2 separate regions of the Homo sapiens genome follow, and region 1 is linked to region 2. Evidence: chromatin loops called from intact Hi-C (ENCODE). Cell type or tissue: sigmoid colon. All regions are shown on one strand. Each heading gives the region's core, and the rest is flanking DNA. Links, peaks and the distances in the headings are about the cores only. Region 1 overlaps LINC01798 (long intergenic non-protein coding RNA 1798). Region 2 has its middle 21 kb from the start of LINC01812.

Region 1 (2,928 bases), core at 147-2,646, 1.2 Mb after region 2:
AATAAATTGCTGGTGTGATGTTTTTAGTTTGTTTTGTTCTATTTTACTAAAGAATATGCAATAGTCACAAAATAGTGCAACGACAGTAAAATATTCCACAGTATTGTAACTACGTAATTAAAACAACGTCAGAAAACACCTTACAAATTTAATACTAGATACCACCAGAAATGGCAAGATTAGTTTTACAGAAACAAGGTAAGTCTCAGCTGATTTTAAATATAAACTTTTCCAAAACAGGTTAAAAATGAATTTAGACAAATTTGGCTCTTAACCTTTAAAGATTTCCTGCCCGCTTCTGTATGTCCTTTATTACATTAATTTTTTATTTAAATTACACCATTAACTGGATATGAATTTATCAAGAATACATGTATTGATTTATAAAACAGTACCATTAATTATTATAATAGCTAGATGTAGCTGATATTACAAAGCCATTTAAAGGTTTTTAATATAACTTGGACATACATAGATAGATAGACATTATGGACAAGACTACAATTTAAACTGGCTACCAGCAGTTAATGAAATCCTTGATTTATATTCTAGTTTAGAGATTGATTATATTGTTGCTTTGTAAAACTATTTATATTATGCCATTTTTCAAAGGATGTCTCAATAAAAAAAGCTAAATAAAATATTCAGTCAATTCCCAAAGCAGATTTTGTTTTCTATATTTTAAATGCTGGTGAAAATAATTGATTGTGTGTGTTCCAAGCTTTGTCATTTACATTCCAGAGGTGGCTTTCCTGATGGGAGCCTCGTTTGCATATGCACACTTTCGCACACTTTTGATCCTTGCAGAAACAAATCGCTTTTCTTTATTTCATTATGCCTCCCACCCCCGTAACAAACCCATGTATATTTCACAGACCCCGACTATCAGGACACATAAGTCTTTCTGGCATCTTTTATGTTATGCATTTTTTTCTTAAGGTTGTGGAAAACTGGGACTTACCCCAAAGCCGCAAAGCAGGCAATCACGAAGAGTATTTGGGTAAGAATGCAATCTGAAGAGGAAAAAAAGAAAAATGAGGAAGAATATCAGCAAATAACAGTAAAACTTTCAAATTACTTTTCAAATGGTAATTAGCCAGCAAATAGATTGAAATTTAAATTCTTTTCACATTGTACTTGGTTTGGGTCTCCCAGTCTCTTTATTTATATCACTTTTCCTTGCCTGGCAACATATGTTACCGATTTATTATAGTATTTTTACTGTTAGCAGACAAATCTGAAGGCTAGCTGAGAAGGCTAGCTTCATCTGATGACTTTAACAACAACTGCAGGGCATCCTTGAGGGTGAGCCAATAGGCTCTTTTGAAGCTATAATACTGTTAACCATTTTGATGCTGAAATACTTCTCATAGCCAAAATTGGCTCTGTCTTTTCATGGGCACTCCAGTTTCTACACATAAGAAAGTTAATGTAAATGATTTGTTTTGTAAATATTTCAATAGCCTTCTAAGCACTTTCTTCCATGTGTCTTAAGTTCCCTAAAAGCCATCGGTTTGTTTATTTCCCCTTCTTTTACAGACACTGAAATCTGTGGCACACATTCATAAGTAAACAGCTATCAAACATCAGGTTAAGTTGTCACGTCCCCCTCCCCCATGCCATTAATTCTCTGCTATGCTATTAAAAGAAACAAACATCCTTTAGAATTTAAATGATCATGTTTCTCTGGTATATGTACAGCCTAGAAAAGTAAAGTTCAAGCAAGATTCTTCTTGGCTAAGAATCTGAAATTACTTTCCAAATTAGAGACACCATTAAAATCAAGACCGTTTTAATAGATACGTGACCCTAGCTAAAGGTTTATGCCTTTTAATATGTGCATGTGAAAACGTCTGTTTTAGAATTTTATTTGTTGACTAAAATATTCATTTTAAAGTTAACAAACTTCCATTTTTATGATTTCTAATGTACGTCAGTCCAAATTATCTTGTCGTTTTAATTTAAAATTTTTAGCAACAATTTCTCAATTTAAGTGTCTACGTGGGATTCATTTACAATTTCAGGTACATTTCATAAAACCTCCTTTGAGCATTCATGACTTGAAAATTTAGAAATTAAATCCTGATTACTGGAAGCCAGTATTTCTTGTCTAAAGGATCTGGCTCAGCAACTAAAATTTAACGTAATTTCGATATTGGGAATTCAACCCATAAAAAAACAGATATTCAGTGCAGTACTGGGGGTTCTGACTGTCAAAAATGTCCATTTTTAGGACCTGAAATACACTCTGGATCCCTGGGATCCAGAAGGCACTAAGAGACCATTCAATATGTCCATCCAAACATATCTAACATGAGAGATTCTGTCTACAAATCATAATAATGCCACAGCTCTCCAACGTATTTAAGAATACACAATCATATCTGGTTTTAAGACATTTGCATATAAAATTTGACTTCAAAACAGGTGGTGAAATAACTACATCAATGCAGTCATTCATCTGATTCTCATTTTTATGCAAAGTTCTCAGGTCTTTATCATTTATACTTCAATATACTTTAACAACTCTTATTTTAGCATTTATGACAACGGCCCCAACCACTGCACCAAAAGAATAATAATAATGATTAAATGTTATATTCAGAAATATATAGTTGTATAGTTTCATCCTAGTCTAATTAATGATACTATTTAAGTTGGCCGATAGTTTATATCTGTTATCAGATACTTACAATATGTATTTCTTTTTTGTCCCAGCGTGGCATTGTATGGTGACTGTGGGTAATTTTAGGTCAGAAGTAATTATGATCAAAAGGATTTCAGCTTCAGAAAATGAGGCCAACTTTTTGAAGGCATAAATGCACTCCATTCCAAAAGTGATTATATGTAGGGTTATGAATTCCCAAGTGAGTCAGTGCTAGTCCTGTCATTCTAAATGCCCTAATTAAGACAAGTTAGTTTTTAAAT
Region 2 (2,928 bases), core at 157-2,656:
TTTATCTTACATATCCCAAATTTGCTTAAAAACCGGGATTGAGTAGGTAGGTGAAGTTGTGAGAGGAGGGAAAAAGTAAATGTCTTCTGTCTAATGACCTGAAAACAAATTTGCAAGATGGTTCTGGTAGAAGGAATTTTTTCCTCTTGGAATTACTTGTAGTTAAATACACAAAGAGTATAGCCAGAAGGAAGGGGTTTGTAAAGATAAAATACATATTTCCTTTTGAAACCTTTTTTTTTTTTTTCAACATATGTGACCTTAACCCAAACCCTAGTCTTTACTTCCATTTTGCTGAGATTTAAATAAAACAAACTAAAATTTGCAGGGAAGCCTGCCATAGTGTGTGTGTATTTTTTTTTTTTTAACTTTCCCCTTTTTTCAGGAGATTCTGGTAAATGAATTGAATAAATGTACTTAAGAAAAAAATCAACTCAGCTGGCACAAATCACTAATATCATGGGCTAAAGATTTCACTATTTTTTACAAGCCTTAATAATTATATAACTGTCTAGACAGCACTGTCCAGTAGAAATATGATCTAATGTGTATGATGCATAATTTAAAATTTTCTAGCAGCCACATTAAAAAAGGTGAAATTGACTTTAATATATTTAATTTACCCCAATTTATCCCAAATACTATCATTTCAACATGTGGTCAATGTGAAAAATCAATGAGATATTTTATACATTTTTTTTTTTTTTTTTTTTTTTTTTTTTACAGAATATCCCAATTTGGACTAGCCACATTTTAAGTGGCCAATAGCCACTCGTGGCTGGTGACTCCTGTATTGGACAGAGTAAGTCTAGAGGGCAGAGATCGTATCTGATTTACTCTATTCCCTTCCCAGTTTAACAAACCAGTGCCTAAATAACTGATTATTATTATTATTTTTTAAAGGACTGATTTTTGATCATGAGTGTTTTAGAGTGCTAATGTCTCGTTAGACGTTCTGGGAATAGAGCTGGTCAACTAGAAAAAGGAAAAGTTGTTCTCCAGAGACCCAGGCTTTTTGAATAGAAGAAGAAATGTCCCTAGAAGAAATGTCAGGCTGTGGGTTCCACGTTTTCTGGAAGTTACCCCCTTGCAAACAGGCAGGTTCAAGGCATCCATTTTTTTTTCTACCCGTAGGGGGAGCTCTTGGCCCTTTACTCTTAATAAATTCCAAGTCTGGTTCTCAGAGGCCGGCAGTTTGGAGTTCTTTCACCTGGGTCTGTGGAGAGGTTGTTTTTGGCTTCAAACCAGCAGTGCTTTCGCAATCTCCACACGTTACGGCTGCTGAAATGCGAGGACACCAGCCGGGTGGCGGCTTGAGTCTTGTGATTCCCAGGCAGTCCGGCGAAATGATAAACAAAAGTCTTTTGTGCAATATTAATAAGCTTTAAGCACTCCCCAGCCGAGCCCCTTGTCATCCAAGTAAGTCATGTGTATCAAAAGCCCTTATATGTGAAAGTTTGTTTTCATATCTGGCCAGCGTTGAATGGGAGCCCCCTTTGCCATGTTGTAAAACAAACATTTGTTTATTTTGTGAACAGTGCTGGCAGTATGATACAGGAACTGGGGGCTGAATGGAGAGACCCCTTTCCAAGGAGGCGCCTTTGAAAACCTTTTTGCTGGACCATTCCAACTGTCAACTGATCTTGAGTTCTGTTTACATTAAGACAATAACAGTGTTTCCTAAATAAATAAGTTAGGGACACCCGTGGGCCTTAATGAAACCCCATAAATGGGATGGAGGGGTGGGAGTGGGGAAGGAGTTTTTGTGCTGTGCAGAAACAATGGCCAGTTCATCTTACGGTGTCCCCAAGGCTTGTGTTTTTAAGACAGAAGGGGGCCTTTGTGTTAATTACACTGATAAAAACTCCCCTGGCAGGGCTTCCCCTGGACCGGTGGCATAAAAGATGTGACATTTCGCCCGTGTGAATGCCACACTGCCAAACAGACATTTTCTTAAGCAGAGAAGGCCAGCCCCCACCCCCTCTTCCTCACCAGTTGATCAGCTAACCTCTCCTGGTGTGTAGAGAAAATAAATAAAAACTGTAAGACTAAACCATCTGCTGCTGGGGGTGTCTGGCTTCTTTCTTAGTTGGGTTGGAGCTTCCAGGAATCCATCCATTTTGGTTTCTGAACGGTCCAAGTTGTCCTCAGGTAGGATGGACATAGAGGCAGACGGCTTGTAGTGGAGGAGGAGATGTTGCCCTGAGAGTTTGGGTTTCAGTGGGTTTTCCTGGGAAGCAGGAATTTCAGCTTGTTACTGGAAGTTACATTTCTGAGCAAAAGACGTATGCTAGGTGAAGACTGAAGGCTGAAGATGAGGAACCAGCAGGGCTCACTGCTTGTAAATTAGAAAATAATTTTCTAAATACTATGGTACTGCCATACAAAGTCGCTAAAATAGAGACTGTCATACAAATATTTTCAATTATAAGGATTTCTTATTTGTTCCACAGAAACATATTTAATATACATTTAATGTTAACATTCATATAATTTCATAACTTGCTTTTTTTTAGGTTAGTATTTTTTGATGGGCATTTTCTCCAACTTGCCACCTAATTTTTATAATGATCATTTTCAGTGAATGTACAATCTTCTAAGTGGATATACCATAATTTGCTAATCTGTATCCTTATCCTTGGGTACTCAGAATGTTTAGGATTTTTCATTATCATAAAATACTACAATGAATATCTTCATACCATACATTATTTCCTTTTTGGAGAAATATTGAGATAAATCTGCAGGCTATGATTACTTACGGCTTTTTGACACATAATAGCATGGTAGTTTCCCAGAAGGATTTTAAAATAAAGTAGCTTACTTTTCAGACTATGACGGTTACCTCCTTTTATAGTGGTTTCTTCGCACTTTCACTCCCCTCTAGCCCTTCTTATTTGTTCAGGACAATCCTTTCCCGTTCATGGG

What was found. Hi-C counts contacts between places; a loop is a spot of excess contacts. Peaks named below come from ENCODE experiments on the same cell type or tissue, not always from the same donor. Only the 100,000 strongest peaks of a DNase experiment are listed, where the experiment ranks them.
Region 1: it touches region 2 in a loop (4-fold over the local background); 3 of 110 quality-filtered maps call a loop at or near these places.

Annotation. Positions count from the first base shown.
Region 1 is chr2:66,689,757-66,692,684 of GRCh38, reverse strand. It overlaps LINC01798 (long intergenic non-protein coding RNA 1798), which reads right to left. Exons shown (of 6, transcript NR_110156.1): 5 at 962-1,013. Among named protein-coding and RNA genes, the nearest start is that of LINC01797, 12 kb to the left of the region's middle. In sigmoid colon, for the core only: no CTCF peak of the experiment used is centred there; a DNase peak (open chromatin) is centred at 1,308; H3K4me3 peaks cover 2,500 bases.
Region 2 is chr2:67,844,850-67,847,777 of GRCh38, reverse strand. No RefSeq gene overlaps it. Among named protein-coding and RNA genes, the nearest start is that of LINC01812, 21 kb to the right of the region's middle. In sigmoid colon, for the core only: a CTCF peak has its summit at 1,129 (motif pointing right); a DNase peak (open chromatin) is centred at 1,247; H3K4me3 peaks cover 489 bases.